Linked DNA regions of Mus musculus: all the other regions are linked to region 1. Evidence: chromatin loops called from intact Hi-C (ENCODE). Cell type or tissue: heart. All regions are shown on one strand. Region 1 holds the start of Tmem82 (transmembrane protein 82). Region 2 overlaps Ddi2 (DNA-damage inducible protein 2). Region 3 overlaps Fhad1 (forkhead-associated (FHA) phosphopeptide binding domain 1). Region 4 overlaps Gm35034 (a long non-coding RNA gene). Region 5 overlaps Ddi2 (DNA-damage inducible protein 2). Region 6 overlaps Ddi2 (DNA-damage inducible protein 2). Region 7 holds the start of Dnajc16 (DnaJ heat shock protein family (Hsp40) member C16).

Region 1 (4,000 bases):
AGGACAGAGCCCTGCCAGTCGATGGCAGGAATCTAAGGTTCTCCCCCTTTCTGCCTGTCAGTTTGAATCATCCGCAGCTCAGTTGGCTTCTGCCAGTCTCTCTCTTGTTCCATCCTGGTCCCAGCCACCTTCCCCTCTTGCCGAAGCTCACTCATCAAGGCGCCTGAGTTTTGTTCCCGACCAAGCTCTACTGACCATCTAAAGCGACCTAAACACACCAATAAGATGACACCATCCCTCTGCTTTTAGAGAACTCTAATGGAAGTCTTGTTTTCCACAGTCAAACTTGACTTGGTCCCGTCTCTCCATCCTCATCCGATCTGTGTTCCCCTTCCTTAGAAAGACAGCAGTCCTGGTTCCTCATTTCGTACACAGAGACTGCCAAGTCTATCCCTGCCTCAGGGTCTTCACAGCTACTGTTCTTACCGCTTGGACCACCCTTCCCTGCTCCTCCACTTGCGACTAACTCCCATTCTGCAGCCAGGTGCCTCTTCCTAGTGGCCAGATCTGACCAGCCACTCTCTCCTGCATAGGACCCTGCCCAGCTTGGTTGGCCAGGGCTCTGGAACGGGCCTTTCTGAATTTATAGCCAGCCTTGACTATAATCCCTATGGTCCTTGGGGGGACAACCCTAAACCACACGCAGTGGTGCATGGCCACACCTTCACTCTGTGCTTTGACCCACAATCCCTTTCACCTTACCTAGTCCTCAAGACCAACCCAGGTACCAGGTCTTCAGGGTTCCTATGTGATGGGTTCCTATATGACATCACTGCTCTAAGAAGCCCATGGTAGAGTCTAAGTCCTGTCCCCGGACTGGATGGCTGGGATGACAAGGGGAGTGTGGGCAATGGAAGGGACCCCAGTTCTGGGGCTCTCACCCTGCATGTAGATGACCAACAGTGTGTAACAGATGGTGAGCGGGGTCCAGAATCGCACGGCCTCTGAGGAGCTCAGGAAGTCCTTGTTGATGAGAGCCACTGCCGCCAGATCACTCACAGCAAAGGCCACTGTCAGAGTGCGGCTCAGGAGCCTGGGCATGCCGTGCTGGCTGGCCAGCAGGCCCAAGCAGACCCCACAGTAGCGCTGGCTGCTGTGCAGTTCATAGAGGCTGCAGATGTGGCGGGTTAGGCGCCGGGCACCCAGGGCAAGGAGTACAGCCAGCCCCAGGCTCAGCAGCAGGTTCAGGGAGCGGTGTGGGGCACCTTCCTGGAGGAAGCTCAGGCCACAGCTTAGCCCACAGCCCAGGGAGAACTGACACACCAGGAAAAGCTGGAGCCTTTCCTTGTTCCCGGAACCCTGCAGGGGAAGAGAGCCCAGCGTAGGCCACATGGCGGGAGGCTGGCATCAGGAGGGTGGTTTCTCTTGTTCATCCGGTTGGCTAGAGGGTGATGGGTCTGGGCCTTGAAGACCCGACTTCACAGGCAAACCGTGTGCTCCTTTGAGCGTCAGTTGCCACACTGGTGGAGATCCAAGAAGACCCTTAATTATTACAGCTGTCCGGACAAAATGGGCCAAAGCCCTCAAAGGAACTTAGCCAGGGCCGGTCAAAAAGCTCAGCAGAACAAGCCTTTTGTTTTTGGATCTCATGTGTTCCAGGCTAGCCCCAGACCCAATAGTCAAGGATGGCCCTGAACTTCTCATCCTTCAGGCAAGGTTGTCACCAGGCCTGGGTTTACACGGTGCAGGGGATCAAATCCAGGGCTTTGTGTGAGCATGCCAGGCAAGCACTCTACCAACTGATCCACACTCCCAGCTCACAGAACCGACATTTACACGGGTGTGATTGTGTGTGTGTGTGTGTGTGTGTGTGTGTGTGTGTGTGTGTGTGTGTGTTGGGTCTGTCTCGTACTGCCAGGCAACAAACTAAAATCTATGGTTTCCATCTGAAAGTGGGGGTGGGGTCACTAGGCTCTATTTCCCAATCCAGAGGATGAAAGTGGCCCAGAGTGGCCCCACGCTGTCGTCTCACCTTGCCCAGAGACAGCAGAGTGGACACAGCCCGGAGCGAGAACTCCAAGACGACGAGGGCGGCTACCCGGGACCCTATCAAGGTCAGGAACAGGGTCAGACCAGCCAGATGCAGCATCTCCAACGAGGCCCATTGCGCGCTCAGCCGCTGCTTTTGGGGCTGCCGCTGGGGGTCACTGTGGGGGCAGAATGGGTGCCGGCTGAAAGACAGGATCACGGGGTCCTGTCCCGTGGGAGAGTTGCCAGGGCTCCAGCTCAACTCTCTCGGCTCTCTCCAAGAGAGACCAGACTCCGCTCAGGGACCAACTGCCTGGGCAAGGTGGGTGGGACCGACGTGGACACTCACTTGACACAGGCCACGAAGAAATAAACTTTCAGGAGACTGTTGAGAACCGAGACTCCAAGGGCCCCGATCAAGCCTGAGCCAGACAAAGGAGAGGGTGAAGGGGGGGGGGCGTTAGTGTTGTCGGGGAGGAGGCAGGGTGAGCTCAGGGGGCAGCCAGGAGCCGAGACCCCCACGTGGATGTGGGGCCCACCTTGCACTCCGCCCACCCGCGGGAGGGACGTGGCGGGGAGGGGCAGGTGTGCATCCCAGAGGCGCTCACCTTGCAGAAGGCTGTCGAAGAGACTGGAACCCCACTCAAAGGAAGGGAGGCTGGGGAGCCAGGAGGAGAGGGAAGGCAGGGAGAACATGGCAGCCTCCAGGAACCCTCAGCCTCCGACCGGGTCCGCGCTGGGACAAACCCAATGATATCACTGGTCAAAGGTGTCTCTAGAGGACAGGGGAGGGACTAGGAAAGGGTCAAAGGCCTGGGGGCGGGGCCGGGGAGACAGCTGCCTTAGATCTTCCAGGTTGCTGGATTCAGTGGCACTGTCAGCTCGCAGCTGCTGGTGGCTTCCCATTCAGGTCTCAAGGGCAAAGCAGTTAACTGGTTCTGGTCTGTCCCCGCTAGACTTCAAGGCCACCATGCCTTCCGGAAGTCCCTCTTCGGCCAGCTCACCTGGCCTTCCCCCTCTCAGGTGTGGCCCGCACTCAACCTGAAGTGTGACTTGGCCCTCTCAAGTTCCCAAAGCAGAGCTGCTCCCCGCAGCGCTCTGTCTCTTCGGGCTTCTGAAAATTAGTAGTTTAGCTTCTACAAGCCACAGGGAAAGAAGGGTTTGGAATCCCCTTAAGACTTAGGTTGAAGCTGGGCGTGGTGGCGCACACCTTTAATCCCAGCACTCGGGAGGCAGAGGCAGGCGGATTTCTGAGTTCGAGGCCAGCCTGGTCTACAGAGTGAGTTCCAGGATAGCCAGGGCTACACAAAGAAACCCTGTCTCGAAAAAAAAAAAAAAAAAAAAAAGACTCCGGTTGAGCGCAGTCTTTCTTGGGGTCATACTGTTCTCCTTCCGTCCACTAGGTGGCAGGCTTCACCTGGGCGGGCGGGCACTGCTTTTTGGGTCCTTCCTAGAAATAAAAGGCTTGAGATTGAGGGTTTGGGGCGGGGCGGGGCGGGGCAGGGACAGGGAAGCAGAGGGCAATTGCCAAAGTTTACAAAATATAAAACTTTATTGGAGTGTTCAGGAGTGTTCATCTGGAGTAATTTTTCTCACTTGGGAAGTGGTTGGGGAAGGTGGTTGAGGCTACCTGGCCAAGAGCGAGTGTCCACTTTCATAGGAGAAAGGCCACTGGGTGCCTTACACACCTGTCCCTGTGGTGGAGCGTGCCTGCAGTCTGGAGAGAGGGCTCGGAGTGTGTCGTTGGCCCTGCAGTGGCTCTGCTCCGTGACCCACATGGACAGGCACCCTCTTTCCTAGGCCTGAGCTCCCCCGGACGTACACAAACAGGAAGCCTGGACTCAAGCGCTCTAAGACTGCTGCTGACGCCCTAATCCAGCCCCTCAGGGACTGTAGAGGGAGGCCGTGGTAGCTCCCTCGGTAATATGCAGTCCCTGTGTGGGTCCTATTCAACAGAACTGGGTCTCCATCTCCCTGTCCTCCTCCTCCTCCTCTTCCTCCTCCTCCTCTTCCTCCCTTTCCTCCCTCCCCA
Region 2 (4,000 bases), 65 kb after region 1:
GCATAGTTGTGTGCACCTGTAATCCTAGTATTCTAAAGGCTGAGGCCCTCCTGGGCTATGGCGAGATCCTGTCTCAAAAAAAACCCACAAAACAAAATGAAACTTTGCCTTACACTCTTGTCCTGCTGTTTGCAAGGCAGTTTATTATATACATAGTAGGAAGAAAAGCCACCAGACGTGCGGTCTCTGTAGACAGAAAAGCTTTTCAACCTATGTAAAATAGTTATCAATAACCTTATATTTGAGATAGCTTAGTATTTATTTATAGACATGAGCTGAAAAGTTGAGACAAATTTTTATGGCTTTACCTAGAGATAGAAAGCTGTAGAGAGGGACAAACAGGCAGATGCTACACAAGCTAGTCATAAAATCCACGACACCAGGTCCCCTACACCATTCCTAGGCACCCTCTTGCCAAAGTACTGTTTTGGGCTGTCTCTCCCCTTTCCTGCCTCTGGAGATAATCAGAGGGAGCAGGCTTCGAGGCAGAAGGTCTCACACATTCCTGACCGTCTACTAAAGCTTCCTTCGCCAAGTTCCTACTCTCATCCCGACCCGTCGACATCTGAAGCTCAGCCCGCCAGATGCAGACATCGGCTGCTGCAGAGGGCTGAACTAGCACATCTGGAAGCGGCCGTATCTCCAGCCCTTCAGCTTGAGTGTGAGCTTTACAAGAAAATCCTTTGGTGCATAAATGGAGACCACTGCTGGAGGAAAGCAGTCACCACAGAACGCCCTGACAGTGGTCTGGCCGAGGAGCTGCCCTTGCTGTTACAGTTGGGATCTGACAGGATCAACACTGGGTTCACACTGATGTGATCTTACTCCTACAGTGACTTAAGTGAAAGCTGACTCCAAAGTACCACTAATGTGATGTTCCTCAACGCCTTCTGTTCTAGAATTGTTCAGTTTAAGCCAATCAATTCCTAACGAATCCCTAACTTCATCCAAACTTCAGACAAAAGATTGTTTTTTTTTTTTTAAATGTACTTTTTAAGACAGGGTGTCACTAATGTAGCTGGCCTTGACCTCAAATATCACTTGCCTCCTAGAATGAACGGTATGTCAGCTTGCCTGGACTTTTGATTTTATTTATTATTCACAGATCTTAAAAATCAAAAGCAACTATTTGTTGCAAAGAAAATAACAACCAAAAGAACAAAGTATTTGGCAAGTGAGTCCAACTTATTCAAAGTACTCCTAAGAGCAACACCTGTATAATCACTGATTTATCAAACTGCTTCTAAAAATAGCATACAAGTACATACATCAAAAGCTATCGTAATGAAATCTTTTCCAGACTGGTACTCTATATTTTAGCTAGGGCCACTTCCCAAACTTCCACATGGGAGAGTCGTTGGGCCACACCACTGCCTTTGCATGCCAATTTCGTCTGCTCACAAAGGCCTTCTGGGAGGAGTCTGCCATCAGTACTTTCTTTTATCCACCCCACCCTGTGGCTCCAAGGATTTGTGACTCAGAACGTCACCCCCACCCCCAAGCCAACACCAGGCTTCACTGCACTTCCTGTTCTTGCTTCAGACATGGCTCTAAGCTGGGTGACAGAATCCTGGGAGCAATTTCCTAGCGAATCACACAGACATCTTTGGTGTAGAACAGGCAAAAGATAGACAGGCCGTGCTCATCTGAAAGATTTTCTCAAAGACAGCCCGGCTAGCCTGATGCTCAGAGGGCCTGATGGAGAGCTGTGAACCACAAGGCCATCCAGCCACGTTTCCCTAAATCCAGAAAGGATCATGGTACTCAGTGTGACTTGCCATCGTGTCACTGAAGTGAGTCTCGGCACACAAACAAGTGGTAAAAAAGAACAAGACCAAAGAACAGAAACCCCTGTAAGTGCCCCTAAAGTTTCAAAAACTCCTGAGATATGAACCCGTCTGTGCTCGATGACTTCAATTTTGATGAATAAAACCAAGCCTTGAAAGGGGGGGGGGGGAGAATGATAGTGACTTTTAGGCAAAGTCAGTTAATGCTAAGTTCAGAATTCGATTTTAATACTTTCATTTTAATAAACTCTCAACCTGGAACCTGGAATTATCCTTAAAATCCTTTTCAAGAAAAGTAAGATTACAGATTCCTGCCAGACACCTAAGACAACAGTTTATATTCCAGGAAAGGATTCTTTCAAACCTATCCAGAGTGATTATTGCACAGTGGGGCCCACGGACAGAGACTTGCAAGGCGAGGGCTTACACTAAAAAGGCCACAACAAACACAGCTACACATTCTGCCCCACTCTAGCTCAACTTGATGAACACAAACATGGATCCTGCTTAGAAAGGAAACTCCTGAGGAAAGAAAGGGATGAAGACTGCACCAAGGCCACTGTTGTCAGAACTTCCATTGTATTTCCACCGCCATGAGGGGCGCTCACAAACAAGTACCGAGAGAGGGGCCAGGGACAAAAGGCTCTCCCAGCACTTGCTCGCTGTCTCACTCAGCTCCGACTGAGCATGAGAAGAACTTCCTAGCAGAAGTCTTCCTAACAGAGTCTGCACAGCCAGCAGGCTCCTGGCGGTCAGCCCTGATCACTGGGAGGGCTGGGGTGTCAGTGAGACGCCTCGACCCTGTCTCTAGTACACGCCAGTGTCTGTCTAAGCCATTATCTTTAGCTCAGTCCTTGACATTTACAAATGGAATTATGATCGCGATTTTTTCCTTTCCCTTTTAAAATACAAGTAGCACCAGGTTTCACGCTAATGTGAATTTCCCCACACCCTTCCCATGGTCATGAAGGTATTTGGCAATCAGTCCATGCAGCAACCTATGATGTACAAACAAGGTAGCCCAAGGTGTAAGCCCTCCCGCTCGCCCTACTTAAATGTCAACCCTGAGCACACAAATCAAAACATACAACTCTAGAAGTTATTATCTTCTCCTTCTCAAAACATACAACTCTAGAAGTTATTATCTTCTCCAGCTTCCTGTTAAAAGCCATCCCCTGCACACAGCACAGCCAGAGCCACGGCGGGCAGCTGATCTGTCCTAGCTCCGTAGATGGCAGGTTCCTCATGACTCCTGCTTTCAAAGCACTCACTCATTCTAAAATGGTATGCTATACACAAAACCATCTGCTTTATTCCAGAATACATCATCGTCATGAGAATAAAAAGCTTTGTATGCACACACTGCCAATACATTTAAAAGGCCCAAATGTTAACAAGTAGAATAGACAAATTCAGACAAAAGATCATAAATTACTTTGGCCGGCAAAAAAAAAATCTGGCTCAACATTTTGCTTGCAGATTTTCTACACATTGTGTGTGTGTGTGTGTAGTATATTTGTGTGAAAAGGGCTTTTTCAAAAGGAATGACGTGTGGCCTAGCCCACTTCCCACAATTATGTTGGGACTACAATGTTCTTTGCTAACAAAACAAGAAGGGCAAGGTCTGCATTCCCACCAACTCGATGCAGAGCCCCGAGCGCTTCCTGCAGAGTGAAGCCGGCACCAAGAATCCTGTCAACATCTGCAGCAGGAAAGATGAACGGTGGAAGAACGGAGGGGGTGGACAAGGACTGTGTGGGAGGTTGGTCCAATCCACTACGGGGCAACCCAGCTCCAGGGCAGACACTGCTGGTCTCCGGCCTGTCTGGGCCTGGATTATGCACATGCTCTGAAGGCTGACTGTGGGCACCCTCACTTGCTGCAAGTTCAGGTGCTATTTCTACCCCTGAGGTGCAGGGCAACTGCTCAGACAGTTTAGCTGAGGTTATGGCGACAGAACAGCTCTTCCTGGCTGACTCTGTTGATCTGCGGACATCTTCTCGGTCAGGTGACAAGCCATCACCCAGACCTTCAAAGCTAGTGGATGCTTCATCTTCTACCGCAGCACAAGGGGCAGTTCCTACGATTTCTGTCTTTCCTGATTCAGAGGTGGCCTGGTGACAGGAGCCTTGTGAGTACTGGTCACTAGGGGTCAAATGCACACTTTGGACCCTTCTTCCTGAAAGGTCTGAAACACTTGGTTGGCTCTCAGC
Region 3 (4,000 bases), 340 kb after region 1:
GGTCAAACTAGCCAAGAAGTTGGTTAGGTGGGAAAGCCCTATATGCAAGGTGACTGCTTGTAGTGAGAGGGATAGGGTGACAGGTTCTCAGATGCTGTGCTGGGAGCTGGGGACAATGGGCTGGGCTGAGAACGTCAGCTGGGCCTGGCCTTGAGGTAAAGAGAAGGCCAGGAGGCAGGAGGAAGGCTGACTCCCTCCCCCTGGAATCTATGCACGGAGCTGTCCCATGATCCTTTAGGTGACCCAGCTTGGAGCTGACATGAAGGCCTTTGGACAAGGAGCACAGACCATGCTCTCAGTTCAGGTATATTTGGGGAGGGGGGACTATAAGAGAGCAATGGAGATGAAGGAGCAGTCTAGGGACTGTGTGAGGGGACAAGGGACTGAGGATCTACTAGAGAAATCACAGCTGTAATGTGCTATTTGATGATAAGTTGAACAGCTGTCCAGTGATCAGCACCACTTGATGGAGTGAGTATACCTCTCCATGTCCCGAGTGCGGGGACCAAGCCTGCTTATACAACCTGGTTACAGCTCAGATCAGAAAAGAAATAGAAATTGTGTGAACTTGGTGCGGGATAATATGGAATTATGGTCCTTAGCATTTTTGAGGTGACTCACAGCCCTTCTGAGACCCTGCTAAGTGGTTATAGTAGACGTTCCCCACCCCACCCCCAGACACAGAAGCCAAACATCTCGGAACACAGAGTGTGTCTTGAACACCATCAGGTGGGGTGTCAGCAGAGATGCCCAGGGAGAATCCAGAGTAGCTGTCCTGGAGAGCTTTTAAGGCCTCTGTGCTTGGCTTTTCATTGGCTCTCCCCAAGCCCTTGGTAAAGTCTTACATCATTTTATATCCTGCACAGTGGAAGGCCCATTGGCCATCTTGGGCCAGAGCGATGGAAAAAGCGCCCTCCTGCCCAGCCAGGCGAGGACTCTCACTACCCTTCCCAGGATCATCTCTGTCTAGCATGGACTTTGGACACTCAGAGCTCACTTACTTAAAAAAAAGAGGCATTTCCTTATGGCCACTGAGACTCTGCGGGGGGCTCTTGGGGGAGGAAAGACCAGGGAAAATGCCTACACTGAAAGCAATAGGAGAAACTCTCCAGGGGGAAGAAGGGGGGAACAGGCAGCCCCGGGGCAGGGTTGGCTGCCTGGCCAGGGTCTTGGGTCACAGTCACAGCACACTATTGGAGTGAGGACATCCCAGCTGTTGATGGGTGGAACACCCAGGCATCACGCCCCACTCCACCTCGCCCCATCCTGACACCAGACTTGGCTGCCTGGTGTAGGAGACCCAGCAAGGAGGGCCATGGAACGCTCCTACCTGGCCTACTGCCCTTTCCAAATTGATTTTAATGAGGTTCTCTCTGTTCCCCATTTCTTGCAGCTGAAGCAATTTCCTTCTGGAATCTTCCTGAAGCTTCTCTTCGACCTGAAAGGATGACCAAAGCATGTGCTGGCTGCTGTTAATGCGGCCGTGAGGCGGGCGGTCTGTGGGGGAGCCCTCCATGAGGTTTAATGGCCTGGGGGCGGGGGTGTCCCAGAGGGACGTGCAGGAGCAGCAGCCCACGTGGCAGGGGGCAAAAGTGAGTCTGGTGAGGAAGCTGGCTTATGAGGCTTCGTCCCCTGGGGCCAAGCACCAGGCTTTACTCCCTGGGCCCGGCTGAGTTAGTCCTACCCCAGGCCTGAATCCGAGGGCAGTCCCTAATAGGTCATGTGACTTCAGAGGCTTGTTTTGTTGGTCTGTGACTCGGTCTTTGGGGGGTGGGGGAGGGCAATGTTTCTAGGACCGCCTCGAGTTACCATGGGGTTAAGAGTGTTTGGAGAAGTGGTGAGATTTTTATAACGTCTACGTGTGTGTTAGTGTTAGCTGTCACAAGTAAAACTGCAAGATAAACCTTTCTCCATTATTCTCATACCCTAAGTCCACGGGGGGCTTCGTAAATATTGTTATTAGGAATACTGTCCAGAATACGTCATTAGTGGGGACCACTCAGGGAGGTCAGCCAAGCAAGACTTTCAAAGAGATGGAACTTGCAGAAGGCATTCAAAAGGGATGGGGGGTCTGGGGCGTGGCTACTCATTCCCTCCCTGTAAGCGGGGAAAGTGCTCAATTCTACCCTCTGCTGGCCATTGGATGCACTGCATCTCCGTTCATAACTAGTTTTTCCAAATTAGATGTTAGACAGGATGGGCATGTTCATACACGTTTATAATGTATTCAGAACACGCCCACTCCTCGCTACCCCTCCTTCTCTCTCCCACATCGGTCCCTTTCTCTTCCTGTCCCACTTCCCTGGGGACCATGGCTCTAACCTGTATTAGAGGTTGGGGTACACCTTTAAAGGAAGGTGTTTCATGCTGAAGCAGACTCACGAGCCTCTTATTGGGGTCTGGAGAGGAGTGTGCCACAAATACACACCCCAAACCCTTCAGCACTTTGTCCAGAGCCCTGTGGGGCAGCGAAGAGCCCCTCACACTCAGGCTGCCTGAGAAGTCCGCTTTGGTTTTTATTGCTCGCCCTGAAGGTCCTCCCAGCTCTAAGGAGGGAGGGACTTCAATGTCTGGCCTTGGGCCTGCTCCGCCCTGGTTCCCAGCCCAAAGCCTCAGAGTCAGCCTCAGCCACAGCCACAGCCACAGCTCCACCCTGGCCCTCAAGTGTCCTGCCTGCCCTGTCCTTCTGTCATTGCCACAGAGAAGAGATGCTTAGGAGTGGATTCAGCCCTCAGAGGTCCCTACCCTGGATTAGACCTCAGACTGGGCACTGGTAACCTTGGGTCTCCTTGCCTCAGATCTATTTCCTTCTAGAACATTCTTGATGGTACCGCTGAGACCCACTCAGACATGAGCAACAGGGTCTGAATCAGCTTCCTCTCATAAGGCCTAGATGGCCAAAGTCTGGGCTGCCTGCTGACTGGCCCTGTGTGGATGTATGTGACAAGTGCTTAGGGACACTGGGTTTTAAATTTACATCCTGGCTCAGTGGAGGAGGTGGATTTTCAGTTGAATTTAAAAATACCATTTTATTTTTAAATATGAATATGGAGGATTGAGAATTTGGAAATGAATTTAATTTCAGTTTCAATAGTCACATGTGGCTAGTGGTAGTGCCGTAATGATGAGCCCCATAAATGAGGCTTCTAGCTTGGTTTTTACCCCTCAGTGAGTGTATGGTTTCTGCTCTGAGTTGCTCCCTCAAACCTCATGTCTTCATCTGTCAAATGGACATAACAGCTTTCAGATCATAGAGCGGGCTAAGAAAACAGACAGAAATGATTGTCACAATGCCAGAAACAGCCCTGACCGTCACAGGCAGAACTGGCCACAAACCTAGTGTGGTCACAGGCCTGCAGTAGCCTCTCTCTGTGTTCGGTACATAGCCCAGGCTCCAGTCTTAATGGGAAAAAAATGAAATGAAACAAAATAAATAAAGGGGAAGATGCAAGCAGCACATAGGAATGCAAAGGAAGTAAGGAAAAATGAGCCCACCTCAGGCAAGGTTGCTACACGGTTGCTGCGAGTCAAAGGGAAAGGAAATCTCAACAAATGGCAAGGGAGATTGGTTACATAATAACCACTGTGTAGTAAGAGTAATTATGTAACAGACTTACAGTTGGGAAAACAATAGGTCTACAGAGTGCTAAAGGAAATCAGTCAATGGAGAAATCCATGCACGTTAAAGTATGTTGCAGAAAGGAGGGTCTCTCTCTCTCTCTCTCTCTCTCTCTCTCTCTCTCTCTCTCTCACACACACACACACACACACACACACACACACACACACACACACACACAGATGCATGCATGCACACATGTACCCCCGAGAGACTTTACCATCAGTAGACACTTAATCCTTAGGGATATATTTTAGGCAGAGGAAGAAGGATCCTGGATGGATACCCAGGGACGTAGGGAAGGCAGCTCCCATGGGTGTGAACACTGAATGTATGACAGCATTGCGGGTGCCTCTGGGGCGTCAGTGTGGAGGGAGGTGT
Region 4 (4,000 bases), 240 kb after region 1:
GTCTCCTCAATTCCCCTCTTCTGTTTTATAAGATAGGCTTTGAGGGTGCGATGCGCACGCTCAACAATACCCTGTCCTTGAGGGTTGTATGGAAGTCCAGTCAGGTGGGTCACGTCCATCTGACGGCAGAACTGCTGGAATTTTTGAGATGTATAAGCTGGTCCATTATCAGTCTTAAGGAGTTTGGGTTTCCCCCAAGCACTCCATGCCTCAAGACAATGTTGAATCACATGTGAGGCTTTTTCACCTGTTAAAGGTGTGGCAAACATTACACCAGAGCAGGTGTCAATAGAAACATGTAAATATTGATTTCTCCCAAAGGAGGAAATATGCGTGACATCCATTTGCCAGACCTGTAATGGCCTGACGCCACGAGGGTTTACCCCTACATGAGTAGATAAAATTTGACAACAATCTAAAGGCATTATTAAGTAATCAGAATCACTTTCAGTAGAACCAATCCCTCTGGCAGCTCTAGGAATACCAGAGGAAGAAAAAACAGCCATGTAGGCTTGGCAAAATTATTAGTTGAGCTATTCTGTCCCCTTGTGATATAGAAAAGACAACTTGAGGACAAGAACAGAGGACCTGAAGTTCCCCTTTATAATCCTGATCTACAACTCCAGGGTGGACAATAAGACCTTGTAGGCTGCAAGAGCCTGCCTCTGTCTCTCTGGCCACAAAATCTGAGAAGGACTCCTGAGGTCCCTGGACGATCTTTGTTAGTTGTCCAGTGGCTTCACCTGCTCGGGAGAGCGCCTTCCAGGCCCTAATAGCCTTTTCATCTGATTCAGAACTACTAAGAACTGGCTCCTTGAACTCACCTAGTGATGAGTATAGGCTCCTTCTCCTAGAAACCTCCGCTGATTGATCTTTTTTCTTTTCTTTTTTCTTCTCCTTCCTTCCAATCTCTCCCCAGGTATTCTTACCTGACCTTAACTTTTCCTTGGGTTTAAGACCCTTGGAAAGGCCTGTATACTTAGTTTGTGTACCATATTTTCTCTTTGCTCCTATTCTCTCTCCCCACTTTACTTCTGATAGATTGCCTTGAACTCCGTCCAGAATTTTTAGCCCTGCCTTAACCGCTTGATAACATGTGAAAAGGAACAAAAGGGCTCCTAACACTAGAAAAAGTTCAAGGCCAAACATACCTTGTAAAGCTATTTCCCACTTTACTTCTGATAGACTGTCTTGAATTTCGTTAGAAAGTTCAAGGCCAGGCGTACCTTGTAAAGCTATTTCCCACTTTACTTCTGATAGACTGTCTTGAATTTCGTTAGAAAGTTCAAGGCCAGACTTACCTTGTAAAGCTATACTTACGGGTACCCTGTTCCCCAGCTGAAGAGTTCTGAATTCACGCAGTTGAATCCTTCTCAACAGTCTGTTTTACGGGAACCTTTATGACCGTGACCCGCAGTTCTGGTTCCGGAATGAGGAATCTTCCTTGCGCCGGTGATGGTTAACTCCCGTCCCGAGTTTTCTTGTCCCGGGTTTTTTCTTCCCGGATTTTCTCGTCCCGGATTTCGGCACCAACTCTTGCATGCTTTCTCACGACCGGCCAGGAAGAACACAACAAACCAGAATCTTCTGCGGCAAAACTTTATTGCTTACATCTTCAGGAGCAAGAGTGCAAGCCCCAAGCCCCAAAAACGAAAGCGAAACCCCGTCCCTATTTAGGAGAGTTATCCTTCGCCTAGGACGTATCACTCCCTGATTGGCTGCAGCCCATGGCCGAGTTGTCGGAAAGCAGAGTACATGGGGTGGAGAAATACCTTTGGTACATGCGCAGATTATTTGTTTACCACTTAGAACACAGCTGTCAGCGCCATCTTGTGACGGCGAATGTGGGGGCGGCTCCCAACATACATCGTGGAAAGGTCAAGCTATAAGATTGAGTAATGTATTGAAACTCTTTAATAAAGGTGGAGGAGTTAGAGGAACCCAGTCTGCTCTCTATTTGAGAAAGTTCACTCAACGAGAAAGGAACATGTACTCTGACAAAACCATCTACCCCAGCAACATCTCTTAGAGGAAGGAGCGATGCTGGGTCAGGTGTCCCCTGGGGAGAAGGACTTGGGGGTTTGGCTGTGGTCTTAGAGCGCATGATAGGAGGGGTGAAGGTAGGTGCCAATTCAGGTTGATTGGAGTGACCTGCGGCTGGCACAGGAGGGGGCATCTGGAGAGGTCGAGCTAGTAGGCTCTGGGGTATCCTGGTGGGAAGGAGAAACTGAGGCAGCAAGCAGTTTGGGATTTCAGCGGCGTGGAAACAGGTCTCTGATGGAAAGGAGGTAGTTCATTAGCTGGATCTAGCGTTGTAGCGCCATCTGGTGGACGTTGTGTAGGTTTCATGGCTAAGAGAAGTTGGGTTGGGGAACAAGAGGAGCAATGGAGGGATTGGAGAGAAGTTGGATCTAGGGTCGCATTAAGTGGCATTTGGAACTATTATCTAATTGGTACTGAATCCAGACCTTATTGCAGAGGTATATTAATCTTGGTGCCTTCAAGTCAGGTGTTAGCTTCAAAGGTTTGAGATTTTCTAGGAGACATCCTAGTGGGATGCCTGGAGGTACATTCAAAGACATCGCAGCACCTATGGTGTGTGTGTGTGTGTGTTATTGGATTAATTGTACTGGTGTCCTTAAAAGAATTCAATAACCAAAAAGAAGTAAGCCAGGCTAGAGGCCCAAGTCGTCACTAGGGCCCCGCTAGAGGCTACACAGTAAGTCCAGGACTTTCCAGAAAGGGCTCTACTCTGGGCCCAGGGGTTCCTTAAATGGCTGCAAGAGCTCACGGGGGGTGGGGGGTGGGGGGGATGAGAGCCACTTTCAAGGGAAATGGTCCCCCAAGGGGTCTATGTCCTAACTGGTATGTCAGCTGGGAAGCGAGGCTGTAAAATGCTAACCCTTTAGCCCCCAGAAAAAGCTAGCCAGGCTCTATCTGGGAAATTAGGGGCCCTCCTGCTGACTGACCTTAACAATCAATATTGCGTTATCTGTGCAAGAATTCTAGCAAACTGGTAAATGGAAACGTGGAACTGAGTGGTTGGTACGGGCCCAGCAGAAGCTAGCCCCACAGGGTGGACCAGGGCAGCACAGCTCATGTGGTAGAAGTCTGTGAGTCTTGCAGCGCGGCAGTAGTGGAAATCCATGTGGTGTAGCAGTGGCTTCAGGCAGTGATGGCTGTGGCAGCCATCCACATGGAGTTGGTTCTCTGGTGGCAGTGGCGGCTTTACCATTGCACTGGGTGTGATGGCTGCCTGGACTCCGCAGCTCCCCTGCATAAAGATTCCTGGGTTATGATCTGGAACGTTGCGCGGCTTCAGAGGGACTACACCAGGCCAAAGAGTTGCATTTGAGGTTTATTGGGAGAGAGAGGGGCAAGGTGGCAGGGGAAAGAAAAGGGGAGGGGGGAGAGAGAGATATCAGGGGGGCCTTTCTTTATATATGGGTGATGATATAGTGACAGTTAAAGGTGGGTGGTTGAGCCAAGTGGATTCTGGGAATATAGTGTTGTCTTGGCAACACGTGTTCGGGTCCTGCCTATGTGGTGTCACTGTTTTTGGAGGTCCTGATACCAACAAGGGTGATTGATGCCTGGCTGGAGCTCTGCAGGACATGAGATCTATTCTAGGTGGAAGCCGGATAGGACTCAGGAAATAAGGTTTCTCCTCCTTTGCTGATCCCACGTTCAAATAAACTGGAGGCACTGAGAATGTCACAGTGCTCCATTCTGTGCCACCGTAGCCCTCATTTCCAGGGCCCACAGTGTGACTCTCGGGATCTGAGATCTCATGGCAAGTCTTGCCGCGCTGCAAGACTCACAGACTTCCAGCAGCTGTGATGGAAAAGTAACCACAAAAGATGTGTGGGGATGGTGGGGTGTGACCAGGTGATGTCCTTGGCCTCCAGAGAAGCAATGCTAAGGTTTTGGGGGAGGAAGTGGAGCAAGGGCCTGAGAAAGGAACAGGTGTCAGCGATGGGGACTCTGGGCTCTGGCTGCT
Region 5 (4,000 bases), 85 kb after region 1:
GCAGCCATCCTAAGCCATCACCTTCAAATCGCTCCTTACCTGCTCCAGAACCCTCGAAGCCTCCCACTGTGCACAAGCCTGACATGTCAGTGCCCCGCCTCAGGCCACCATGATCTGTTCATCTTCAACCTTACATTCCCCATCTCTTCCTCCTTCTGGCAGGGTCTCAGGGCCCAGGCTAGCTTCAAACTCACTGAAGGATGTGGATGACCTTAAATTTCTTATTCTCCTGCCTCTATCTCCCAGTACTGGGACTAAGTTCTGTGCCATTGTGTTCAACTTACAGAGTACTGGATCAAACCCAGGCCCTCTCTACCAATACATGTGCCCACACCCCATTCCACTCTTACAGTCTTATCACATCTAGATAGCATTTTCAGGTGGGAGGAAGGCGTACCTATTCCCTCTGGCCTGCTAGAAAGGACCCCTTCCCTGCTCCCATTTTCTGAGGTTCATCTGTATTTAGGCCTGGCTTGAGAATCACCAACCAATCCTGTTGTCTGAATTCACTGCATTGTGGGTATTAAGCACCAGCACCTTGTGGGCATTAGCAGATCTTGGGCATGAGAAAAGAATGACTGAGGTATCACACAATGGTGATGGTGTCTGCTTAGCAAGCAAGGCCCTGGGTTCCACCCTGACCAACATATGCGCGAGTGCACACACACGCATGCGTGGTCAAAACTCCTATGAGGAAACTAAGGTTCAAAAGTCCCAGAAAGAGTCTAGGAAATCGGGAAGGCAATTCTGTTCTCTGAGTCTCCACAAACTGACCACTGGCTTAGCACACAGCTCCACATATTGTGCCCATGGAGCAGTCTAGTGGTCACGCCTGGAAATGTGCCTATGTAGCCCAGCCCTGAGACAGTGATGTCTACACCCAGCACACCCACCCAAAGTGCCGTGTCTAAGGATTCTTGGGCATCAAGCACAGCTGAGGCTGAATCTGAGGTTCTCCATTAACCAGTGCTATGCCTTGCAACAAAGACTTGATTTCTCTAGGACTTCATGTCCTCACCCACAAAACAGGAACACATCATGGCACAAAGGGACGATCAGTAAGATGCACTGAGCATCTAGCATGGTGCTAGGTGTATAGTAAGAACCATCTGGTCTCTCAAATTCACCTCCTGAAGCTCACAAAAGGAACCTTTACCATTTAAGCACTCAGCCCAAAGTTACACAACACTAGATACACAACTTTTAAAAAAGAAGACTTGGGTTGGAGAGATGGCTCAGAGGTTACAGGTCCTCAGTCAGTTTGTATCTTGACACTGTGATGTTAGGTTCCCAACACCCAGCTACTTCAGTCAGGCTGCTCACAGCCTCAGAGAGATGGCCAGAGACATGAGCATGGCCACTCAGCCACATTCCCTTAAAGCACTAACACTGAAGGATTTAAAAAGCAGAATTGGGGACTGGAGAGATGGCTTGGTGGTTAAGAGCATGGGCTGCTCTTGCAAAAGACCCGAGTTTGGGGCTGGAGAGATGATGGCTCAGCGGTTAAGAGCACAGACTGCTCTTCTAGAGGTCCTGAGTTCAAATCCCAGCAACCACATGGTGGTTCACAACCATCTGTAATGAGATCTGATACCCTCTTCTGGTGTGTCTGAAAACAGCTATAGTGTACTTATATATAACAAATAAATAAATCTTAAAAAAAAAAAAAAAGACCTCAGTTCAATTCCCAGCACTTACACGGTGGCTTACAACCATCTGTAATGGGATCTGATGCTGATTTCTGCCATGCAGGCGTACATCCAAATAGACTACGCAGTTACGAAAAGAAGTAAATCGTTTTTGGGGGTGTGGGTGTGGAGAGGCTTTTTGTTATTTTGTCTTTTTTTTTTTCCCCCTTTAGAGCTGAGGACCAAGCCCAGGGCTTTGCGCTTGCTTAGGCAAGCGCTCTACCACTGAGCTAAATACCCAACCCCAAGAAGTAAACCTTAAAAAAAAAACAAAAAAAAAAGCAGACCTGGGGCTGGAGAGAGGGCTCAGCAGCTCAGAGCACTTGTTGCTTGATTCCCAGAACCCACACTGTGGCTCACACTATTGTAATTAACTTCAGCTCTAGGTATTCTTACACCCTCTTCTGGCCTCTGTGGGCATAGATATACTTGTAGGCAAAACATAACAAATGAATAAATAGTTAAATGATTTGAAGAAAAGTAGAGTTATCATTAAAAATAGATGCCACTTAGCACATGAGCCACCTGAAGCTTAAGTGGCAAACCAAATCTCCTCGCCTGCCTGCTCTTTCCTTCCTGTCTAATGTTATATGTTTTGCTTGCATGTGTGCCTGTGCAGCACACGTGAGCCTGGTGCCCACCAAAGCCAGAAGAGAGCATCAAATCCCCTGAGGTTAAAGTCAGACAGTTGTGAGCCCAAAGAACATAATTTATCAAAACAGAGAACCACTCAGACCATCCCCTTAGTAAACAACCCTTCTGTTGAGCCTCACAGAAAGCAGCCTCCAACAGCAGCGAGGGCCCCGAATTCTGACTGTTCCTCATTTGGCTCACTGTCAACCTTTTTACTTTATTATTTTAAGAGAGCTTACTTTTTAATTACATTCATGTACAGGGGAGGGGATAATGGAATACAGGTGCACACGGACGCAAGTAGAGGGCATCATAGTCCCTGGAGCTGGCATTAATCGGTATCAGCTGTGGGACGTGGGTGCTGGGAACTGAATCCACGCCTCTGTAAGAGCAATACTCACTCCCACCCAACCCAAGCACAACGGTATCTCCTTCTGTTTAAGCTTCTCTTTTCAGTTCTTTGGTTAAGTGACCACCAGTAACAGTAGAAGACAGAGCTACTCAAATACAAACCCTGGTAAGAAATGACTGGGCAAAGGTCTCTGCTACCAACACAGACTGAAAACCTCAGTGTCTGTCTAAGTCATGGGGCTCCCCTTCCCTGCCGTCTGTCACCTGAGTCGACAAAGGCTTTCACAGGATGCCCGTTCACTCTGCAGTTGATGTACAGCATGGCGACCTGGCCGAAGCTCTCCGGGGCCTCCTCCATAGCTATCGTCATGTTCTCCTCGATGTTCTGCTGCCTGCAACAAGCCAGAGCATGACACTGGAAGCCCCGCTCCCAGGAAAGAACACCACGAAGGAACTCATGTGAAAGTGGGTTTTCCCCGAACTGGGACAGCAGAGTCACAGAATGGAAATTGATTCTATGTTCCCTCATAGGTGAATAGGTGACTCAGCAGTGGACAATGAGACACAGGTTGGAGACCACCTAACACAGCATAACAACCATCCTCAAGTTAAATTATTCTTCTTTAAAAGCTCAAGATGGAAAAACTCCTAGAAAGCAAGGTCATTGCCCTTTTTATCTTACCAAATATTGAAATTTCATGAATACTACTTGAGACAGGTTCTTAGTATACAGCCCAGGTTGTACTTGAACTTGTAACCCTCTCATCTCAGCCTCTCCAGTGTTGGGATTATATAATATATACCACTATACCCTGCAAGAATGCTCCTTTATTTTCGGATTTTTTTTTTTTGAAACAGGGTTTCTCTGTAGCTCTGGCTGTCCTGGAACTTGCTCTGAATAGCATGTTAGCCTCAAACTCATGAGATCTGTCTGCCTCTACCTTCTGAGTTCTGGAATTAAAGGAATGTGCCAGAACTTACAGCTAATATTTTCTTTTAAACAATGCATTGCTGGATGGTGACCTTCATAATACCAACCTTAAGCGGCAGAGGTAGCTGGGTAGAGTTTAAGAGAGTGGTTTCAACCTTCCTAATGAAGTTCCTCATGTATGGTGACCCTCAATCATAAAATTATTTTGTTGATACTTCGTAAGTGCAATTTTGCTACCATTTTACATTATCATAATGTAAGTATGTGACCCCTGTGAAAAGGTTGTTCTGTCCCCAGGTTCCACAAGGAAAAAGGAGAGATCTAATTCCAGCAAGTTGTCTTCTGACTGTCACACACGCGCATACACACCCCCAACAAATAACTGTAATAAAAATGT
Region 6 (4,000 bases), 100 kb after region 1:
TCATTAATACAACTCCACCCTTAAGCATGACATCAAATGTCTTCTAGTATCGCAGAGTGTGGTGGCTCACACACTTTTTTTATTTTTGTTTGTGTTTTTTTGAGACAGGGTTTCTCTGTGTAGCCCTGGCTGTCCTGGAACTCACTCTGTAGACCAGGCTGGCCTCGAACTCAGAAATCCGCCTGCCCCTACCTCCGGAGTGCTGGGACTAAAGGTGTGCGCCACCACGCCCGGCTTGGCTCACACTCTTAACCCCAGCAATCGGGAGGCAGATCTCTGGGAGTTCGAGGCCAGCCTGGTCTGCAGAGTTCCAGGACAGCCAGGGCTACACAGAGAAACCCTGTCTGGAAAAGCAAAGCAAACCAAACCAAAGCAGAATTTTTTGGTATCTGAAAGAGCTTCCATTTACTGGGGATTGGGGAGCTAAACTGTTTTCTCTTTTGACAAGTGCTGGGGATCTAATGCATAGCAGGCAAGCACTCTCTCTACCAGAGCTACCCCTAACCCAGTACATCTTATTTTTCTGAAACAAGGTTTCCTATACAGACCAGGCTAGCCTAGATCTTCCAGCTCCACCTCAGCCTGCCTCTCAAGTGCTGGGATTAACAATGCGAGTCACCATGCTCAGCACCCCAACAAAAACCTGAGACAGGTTCTTACCGCGCAGGCTCAGCTGTCCTGAGACCTGAAATGGAGTCCAGGCTGGCCTTGAACTCTCAGTCTCAAATATCAAACAAAAACAATCAAAACCAAACTAACACTCAATGTGCAAGTTATCCCTGGGTTATGAGGAATAAGTGAGCTGTGGCAGTCTTTATCCTTCTCTGTGTTACAACCTTTCTAGCATAGCTATTCAGCATTTACCAGAAAGAAAGAAAGAAAGAAAGAAAGAAAGAAAGAAAGAAAGAAAGAAAGAAACCAAAAAAACAAAAAACAGGAAAGAAAAATACATAAGGAAATAAACACATCAAAACTAGCCACCACAGAAACTTCCACTTTCCATGGTTTAAAATAGCATTTTTGTAACCCACACTCAGGCTGTGTGCAAAAGTAGCATTTCCAGGGTCACAGCTAACTGCTGTTAGCTGCTACTTCAGCATGCCTTTCATTGAGGGTCTTCTACTCTGTACAGGCTTTTTTCCCACACCACCTACAGAAGTAAACTATGTTTCAAAACTATCAAGACATTAATTTAATGCGAAACTAAGTCCTAATAACTGTTTGAGGTCAGCCCAGCCGAGCCTGCATCAAAGCATCACCATGAGCCTGCCTGGCTGCCAAGCCCACACTTGCTCTGAGACAGAACAGGTTCTGTTTTAATCGCAGTACAAGTGAAGATGGTTTCTATTCTAAACTTATTGTCATTAGATTACAACTACTATAATCAGACTAGAGCTGTTAAAAACCTCACACCTTCTCCAAGTGACTTGCGCACATATGCTGCTGCTGAGAGATAGAGCTCCAAACCAGCATCCCCTGTGAGGGACACACGCTGGACAGTCCCTCAAGGGTACATACAGGAGGGAAACAGCGCAGCCATTTTTATTTCCATTGATTTTTTAATTTTTGAAAAATGTCCACTTATTTCTGTGTACTTTACCTGCATGTCTATACAGCTGGTGCCCACAGAGGCCACAAGAGGGCATTGAATCCTGTGGAACTAGAGTTACTGATGGTTGTGAGCCACTGTATGGGTGCTGGGAATCAAACCTCTGTAAGACGCCTCTATAAAAGCAGCAAGTGCTCTTAATGGTTATCTGTCTCTCGAACCCCATTTTCATTCATTCTAGTTCATCCTCCTCCCAAGCCCCCCAGGTTTCTCTGTGTATCCCTGGCTGTCTAGGCACTTGACCTGTAGACCAGGCTCACCTTGAACTCAGAGATCTACTGGCCTCTGCCTCCTGAGTTCTGGGATTAAAGATGTGCACCACCACTCGGCTTAGCTGACCTTTTCTTGAGTTCTATTTTGTATCTATTTATAATGTACATCACTACTTAATGTATATAATGTAACTGATGTATATGCACATATGTAATACCTGTTAGCTGTGTACCATACTACGTTGTGTACCGTGCTATGAACCATACAGCTGACTGTGCGCACACATGCCTAATACATAAAACAGGCATTTATGTATAAGGTGCTGTGAGCAGGGTGGAAAACACTTCACTTACGGGGCTATAGTAGATATAACATGAGAATAATAAATTAGAACAGAAACCATCTCCACCTGCACATGTGATTAAAGTGGGACTCTGAAGCCAAGCCAAGAGACCGGAATGGAAGAAACTCAAGTAAACAGACTGAATGAAAGCTGAGAGGAAGGGACAAAACAGAAAAACTGGTTAGGGAGCTCAAGACAAACAGACTAGGACTTAAAAAACAAAAGACTATCATGTTTACTTTCATGATCCAATGAAAGGAAGTGACTCAAGTGTCTGGGGTGGATCCTGTTCCTGCCTGAGGGGGGCTAGCCAGTGAACTAGACAAGTGACCCCCCACTTAAAAATCAGCTCTTAAAATAGACACTGAGTTGTCAGGTTACATAGAGCCAACAGCACTAACCTGAAAAACAGGGTGCTGTTTACAGCTATTTAATACAGGCTTACCACTGTTGGGAATCCGGGTTTCTGCATGCCAATTTGGGTTGGGAAGAAAGTCAACACCGAATTTACTTAGAGAAGAACTTAGAGCTAGCCTAATTGTTCAAATGGTACCCTTCAAACTCCAGACTAAAGACTGAACCCTCCTTAACCATACAATTATGATTCAGCCTGCTATCCCCTTTAGTTTACTTAACATTTTCTGCAGACATCGGAGTGCAATGGGCTGGGCAGGGAGCGTGTAAGACAGCGGTAGTGCTAGCTAGGATGACGTGCACACAGGATGGAGGAAGAGAAACAGCAGAGAAACAGCTTCACCCTCTGTAGACCTCAAGTCCTACCAACAAATTCAACTTAAAATTACTCCCCATCAGCTGGCAATTATAACTTGGGTCATCAAAACACCCTACACACACACACACACACACACACACACAAAAATTGAAAAAAATTTTTAAAAAAAACTTCAAAACTGAAAACTGAACTTGGGCATGATAGTGTATTCTTGTAATCCCAGCTGTACAGGAGCCTGAAGCAGGAGGGCTGCTGTCTGAGACTAGCCTTGACCCCACAGTTGAGACCTTGTCTCAAAAACAACAACAACAACAAAAAACCCAACAACAACAACAAAAAAAACCAAAGCAAACAAACAAAAACCAAAAGCAGCTGGTTGTGATGGCTCAGGCCTTAACTCCAAACATTTGGGAGGCAAAGTCAACAGGGATCTCTGAGTGTAGATGGGAGCCAGTGTTTTATATAGTGAGACCTGCCTTAAAAACAAAACAAACAACAACCAGCAATTAATCAATCCTCTAAAAAGTCAAATCTCCCCCAGCCCCCCAAACTCCCTGGTCCTAGCTTGCCCCTGCTACCTGTATGAGGAGGCTGACCAACAGGAATGGGGTCCTAGGTTTTTGTGGGTTAATTTTTCTGTGGAAATTGGGGGAACTGTTTATTCCCAACTTTTGCCAGACCGCGTATGTGAGTGACACCTCCTTCCCTAAAATAGATCCTTCCAGAAAGAGCTGCATGCCAAGGTTCTAAAGTTCACATTGTGTGAAGGAATGGTACTTCTGAACACAATATTGACACGCAGAGTTTACCGTAAGTCAGGACAGAACAGGCAGTCGTTGGGCAACAGTTTTTGGAACTATTTCATAATTGCAGAAGGAAATCAAGATTTACATTCTGGGGCCTTGGGAGCTGTCTATAATTTTCTGGTGTTTAGACTACACCCAGCGGGGGCCACTTTGGTTAGAATCTTAAGGGATTTAGTGCAAAGGTTACAAAATAGTCCACCTATTGTTTGATGAAGTCTACTAAGGACACCAAAGCATTTTGAGAATATATTTTCTTGTTAAAACATGAGAAGGCTGAACTCCTGGCCGCCGAATCC
Region 7 (4,000 bases), 170 kb after region 1:
CTAAACACGAGATTTTTTTTTTTTAAGAGGGAATGTGTCAATCTAGTTGACCCTATCTTTAAAACAAAAAAGACCACTATTTTTGAATATCACACACAAGAACTATTATGAATTAAAAAAAAAAAGACAAGTCATAATAGATTAATAGATTAGAAAAGTCCTTTTAAAATTACTGGAAATGAATGCTCTGAAACAAGTGGTGACTCTGAGAATATATCTAGGATATCCAGGAGAGGATATCTCAAATGCACCATTTCATCTATCATAACAATAAACTTAAAATAATTGGCTTCAGAGTAGCTGAGAACGGGTCAAATTAGCTCACAAACTCATCATGATTTCTCATGTACTAAATTACATTCTAGGATCATTGTGGCATTTCTGGACACTAAATAGACATGAAAGTAAAACACCTTAAAATAACTGTGCATTAATATTCAGAAGTCTGCTATTATTAAGAATCCAGTTTCTTATCTAAAGAGAACAGGAAAGACTAGAAGAATAGGCACGGCTTTAAAATGTTTTAAACTACAACTCAGCTGAGGGGTAGAACTCAGTGTGGGTTTTGGAATAATCCTGGCTGGTTGATAAGGAGATAGCGTGGACCTGGAGATACACACACTCACACAGGGGGCTGTGATCTTTTATACCATATGCTGGTTTCATGGGTCCATTTATCTTGACCTCACAGTGTTTAGTAAGGTTCAGTGGCTGACACCTTACTCAGGGGGGGTGGATTTTGACAAGTGCAAGCCATAAACCCTGCTTGGGAGTCTTTATAAACAGTTGACCACTGTTTAGAACTGCACACATGCTAAGTAAAATCCACAAGCAAGCCAGTTCCTGTTTCTCTTTTAAGACAGCCTGTTCTGAGGTACTGGCTAAACTCACCCAGATTGGGGATCAGATTGCGGGGGTGGGGGGCTGTCCACCACCATTCTAGGACCTAAACCTGTGTTCTTGCTGATAGGGTGTGACTGAACACCAGCACCTAGCAGGATCTTTATGGGGATGGGGTACAGTAAAGTGGGTAAGGGGTTTACTAAGCAGAATCCACAGGCAGGGTGGGTGAAGTGTCTGCTGCGGGAGTGGGTGAGGTGGGGACAATTTTTGGCTGACGTTCTCCAGCTCCAGGGGGCCGGCCACAGGATTGGGGACGCGCTGGCCAACAGGTAGCCCTCGGCGTCCCCAAGCGCAGGCGGCGGAGGCTCCCCAGACGCTCCGCAGGACCAAGTCCCGACTCGGGCGCCCGCCCGGGTTACGACCTTCCGGGAGGCGGCCCCCTCCCCCGCCGCCCCGGTTCCTGTCGGCTCCCGGGGCCCCCCGGGGCCCAGCGCGGGCTGAGGACGCGGAGGATCTGACGGGAGATCCCCCAGCTTGCAAGGCCCCGCCACGCTCGCGCGTCAAGCCGGGAAGGAGTTACCGGGAAAGGGCACCGGCCCAACCGGCCGCAGCGTCCGTGCTCCAGTGAATCCGCCGGGGCCGGCGCTTCCAGTCCACACCAGAGAACCTGGGGAGGGGAAGGAGGCGGGGCCCAGGCCCGGGGCAGTCACGTGTCACTTAAAGACCCCACGCCTGCGACGCGCGCACAGACCGGTTTAGGCCGCACACGCGATGAACCTATTTTGGCCTTGACGGTCACCGTAGGCACCTGGATCTGGCGCAGTTGCTATAGGAACGGAGAGCGCTCTCTGGCTGGGTCTGAAAGCTTGCTCTTGACTAGCGAGGCCAGAACGTGCCTTCTAGCGAGGCGGAGTCGCTATGCATCACGGGATACCAGGAAGACCTCCCGGAACCGGGGAGGGGTTTCCACTGGTTGCCAGAAGATGGCCCACATCTAGCAACTGTTGCTAGGACGGGGACGCAGTCGCTGGTCCCAGTTCACTTTGACCCTATTCATAGAATCCTAGAGCGTCAGCGTTTGAGGCGACCTTAGGGATTCTTCCTAGTTCAACCTCTTCATATACTGAAGTTCGGAGAGGGCCAAAGACTTGCCCGAAGCTTAGAATCCAAGGCTCCAAATTCAGTACATCAACCCAAGGATGTTCTAGACTGGAATTTGGACAAGAACTGAGGGAAAGACGGGCGTGGTTGCGCACGCCTTTAATCCCAGCACTTGGGAGGCAGAGGCAGGTGGATATTTGAGTTCGAGGCCAGCCTGGTCTACAAAGTGAGTTCCAGGACAGCCAGGACTGTACAGAGAAACCCTGTCTTGAAAAAACAAACAAACAAGCAAACAAACAAACAAACAAACAAACAAAAGAACCGAGGGAAGAGGGCGTGGTGAATAAGGCTGACATTTTTTTTTTTTTTTTTTGCGCCCGTGACCAAGGGCTCTTGATGTATTTTCTATTCCATGCCTCGTGTTGAGTGAGTTCTTATGTAATCGGTTTCTAAAACACTTACCTAGCATGCTGTTTTTGTTGTTTGCTTTTGAGACAGGGTCTCACCGTGTAATCCTCGCTGGCCTGGAACTTACTAGGTGAATCAGGGTGGTCTCAAACTCAGGAGATCTGCCTGCCTCTGCCTCCTCAAAGAGTGCCGGGATTAAAAGTCTGCACTACCATGCCTGGCTCTCTCTTCTATACATTTAGTGTATATCGTTGTTCTTTGGGCTCTTTCAGGTAGAGCTCTTTCAGGTAAGCTCCTGCAGGTAGAGTCTCACACTTTTCTTGTTCAGCATTGTATCACTGTCTGCACAGACCTTGGTTTGTACAAGCTGCCAGTAAATATTTGAATAGTTAGTTGCAAAATAAATAAAAAATGAAGCTAAAGCCTATCATCGTCATCCCCCCCCCCCCCCCCGCCTCTCGTGCATGCTAGGCGAATGCGCTGTCGCAGAGCTGAATATTGGTCTGTGCCTAAGGCTTTGCTGCTCGAGTGACCTATACTATACCTGTGTTTTGGATTGATTTTCTGCACTGGCACCAGCAGACCAATTTGCACTCACTCATGTTTATTTTTACCAAGCTGAAACTAGGTTATTTAACAGTCTGAGAAATCAGGTGGCAGGGATAACTGCCAAATCCCCAAACAAGCCAGTTTTAGCCAACGTGGTGAATCTCCTTTACTTTGGGGCAACTAACCCCCTTTGAGTTTCTCATTACTGCTCTCCCCAGATTTCCTGTTTGTAAATTCACCTCAGCTGCTCCTCCCGAGTGTACATCCTATTTTATGGAAGGAAATGTTGACTGATGCCCAAATCAGGAAACAAGTGTAATATTATCGTTTGACATATTCCAAGGTGGATTCTTGGCTATGAGTCTATTCTGGTTCTGGTCACGCTGTGAGATCCCTGACACATGTCTACAGCTGTCATCAAGGAATAACTATATCCCTGTCAGGAATGTGGCATAAGGCTAGCAGAGAGAATAGCGTAAGGGGCTAGCACAATGCCCAATTACTTTTTTAAAAATGTGTTTAATTAGTTAATGCATATATGAGCACTCTGTCTTCATGCACAGAGGGAATCAGATCCCATTACAGATGGTTGTAAACCACTATGTGGTGGCTGGGATTTGAACTCAGGACCTCTGGAAGAACAGCTGGTCCTCTTTACCCTGAACCATCCATCTCTTCAGACCTTGTTCAATTACTTTTTTTAAAGATTTATTTATTTATTACATGTAAGTACACTGTAGCTGTCTTCAGACATCAGAAGAGGGTGTCATTTCTCAATACAGATGGTTGTTGAACCACCATGTGGTTGCTGGGATTTGAACTCATGACCTTCAGAATAGCAGTTGGTGTTCTTAACCGCTGAGCCATCTCTCCAGTTATTTCAATTACTTTTTAAGTCGTGGAAATAAGTGGTACAAAACTGAGAGAACATAGGATTAGATTCCTGGCAGTTTCTCTGGGGGAGGTGCTGAGGAGGGAAAGAGAGCGAGATCTAACCAATGAGCTTGGTTAGATTGAGGGCACGATAGCCCTGAAACAGCAGGCAGCAAGAGGTTTACTAGCCGCAGCGTTAGAAAGCCACAGCCAGCAAGGGACTTGA

Evidence for each region. A loop is a pair of places that touch in the nucleus more often than their neighbours do. Peaks named below come from ENCODE experiments on the same cell type or tissue, not always from the same donor. Only the 100,000 strongest peaks of a DNase experiment are listed, where the experiment ranks them.
Region 2: it touches region 1 in a loop (3-fold over the local background); 5 of 42 quality-filtered maps call a loop at or near these places.
Region 3: a loop joins it to region 1, with 3 times the contacts of the local background. A loop is called at or near these places in 8 of 42 quality-filtered maps.
Region 4: it touches region 1 in a loop (7-fold over the local background); 21 of 42 quality-filtered maps call a loop at or near these places.
Region 5: it touches region 1 in a loop (2.1-fold over the local background); 3 of 42 quality-filtered maps call a loop at or near these places.
Region 6: it touches region 1 in a loop (2.2-fold over the local background); 2 of 42 quality-filtered maps call a loop at or near these places.
Region 7: a loop joins it to region 1, with 2.6 times the contacts of the local background. A loop is called at or near these places in 7 of 42 quality-filtered maps.

The regions. Positions count from the first base shown.
Region 1 is chr4:141,615,323-141,619,322 of GRCm38, forward strand. It overlaps Tmem82 (transmembrane protein 82), which reads right to left and starts at 3,311. Exons shown (of 6, transcript NM_145987.2): 1 at 2,577-3,311; 2 at 2,318-2,390; 3 at 1,973-2,147; 4 at 882-1,299. The coding sequence starts at 2,664. Slc25a34 (solute carrier family 25, member 34) reads right to left here. Exons shown (of 5, transcript NM_001013780.1): 5 at 3,502-4,000. AI507597 (expressed sequence AI507597) reads left to right here. Exons shown (of 3, transcript NR_033566.1): 3 at 1-282. In heart, CTCF peaks have their summits at 2,132 and 3,376 (motif pointing right); DNase peaks (open chromatin) are centred at 2,149, 2,769, 3,379, 3,729 and 1 weaker place; H3K4me3 peaks cover 1,761 bases; H3K27ac peaks cover 1,387 bases.
Region 2 is chr4:141,680,490-141,684,489 of GRCm38, forward strand. It overlaps Ddi2 (DNA-damage inducible protein 2), which reads right to left. Exons shown (of 10, transcript NM_001017966.2): 10 at 3,074-4,000. It overlaps Rsc1a1 (regulatory solute carrier protein, family 1, member 1), which reads right to left. Exons shown (of 1, transcript NM_023544.5): 1 at 3,074-4,000. The coding sequence ends at 3,362. Among named protein-coding and RNA genes, the nearest start is that of Rsc1a1, 3.2 kb to the right of the region's middle. In heart, no CTCF peak of the experiment used is centred here; DNase peaks (open chromatin) are centred at 1,512 and 2,542; H3K4me3 peaks cover 250 bases; H3K27ac peaks cover 618 bases.
Region 3 is chr4:141,956,245-141,960,244 of GRCm38, forward strand. Fhad1 (forkhead-associated (FHA) phosphopeptide binding domain 1) reads right to left here. Exons shown (of 32, transcript NM_177868.4): 10 at 1,331-1,438. Among named protein-coding and RNA genes, the nearest start is that of Fhad1os1, 25 kb to the right of the region's middle. In heart, a CTCF peak has its summit at 2,140 (motif pointing left); DNase peaks (open chromatin) are centred at 1,577, 2,137 and 2,607; H3K27ac peaks cover 1,244 bases.
Region 4 is chr4:141,851,376-141,855,375 of GRCm38, forward strand. The region is part of intron 1 of Gm35034 (a long non-coding RNA gene); the gene reads left to right. Among named protein-coding and RNA genes, the nearest start is that of Gm35034, 5.0 kb to the left of the region's middle. In heart, a CTCF peak has its summit at 2,333 (motif pointing left); no DNase peak of the experiment used is centred here.
Region 5 is chr4:141,700,176-141,704,175 of GRCm38, forward strand. It overlaps Ddi2 (DNA-damage inducible protein 2), which reads right to left. Exons shown (of 10, transcript NM_001017966.2): 5 at 2,937-3,064. Among named protein-coding and RNA genes, the nearest start is that of Rsc1a1, 16 kb to the left of the region's middle. In heart, a CTCF peak has its summit at 2,111 (motif pointing left); no DNase peak of the experiment used is centred here.
Region 6 is chr4:141,718,466-141,722,465 of GRCm38, forward strand. All of the region lies in intron 1 of Ddi2 (DNA-damage inducible protein 2), which reads right to left. Among named protein-coding and RNA genes, the nearest start is that of Ddi2, 3.0 kb to the right of the region's middle. In heart, a CTCF peak has its summit at 1,637 (motif pointing right); no DNase peak of the experiment used is centred here; H3K4me3 peaks cover 1,850 bases; H3K27ac peaks cover 96 bases.
Region 7 is chr4:141,789,167-141,793,166 of GRCm38, forward strand. Dnajc16 (DnaJ heat shock protein family (Hsp40) member C16) reads right to left here and starts at 1,478. Exons shown (of 15, transcript NM_172338.2): 1 at 1,424-1,478. In heart, a CTCF peak has its summit at 1,749; DNase peaks (open chromatin) are centred at 1,585 and 2,535; H3K4me3 peaks cover 1,952 bases; H3K27ac peaks cover 1,887 bases.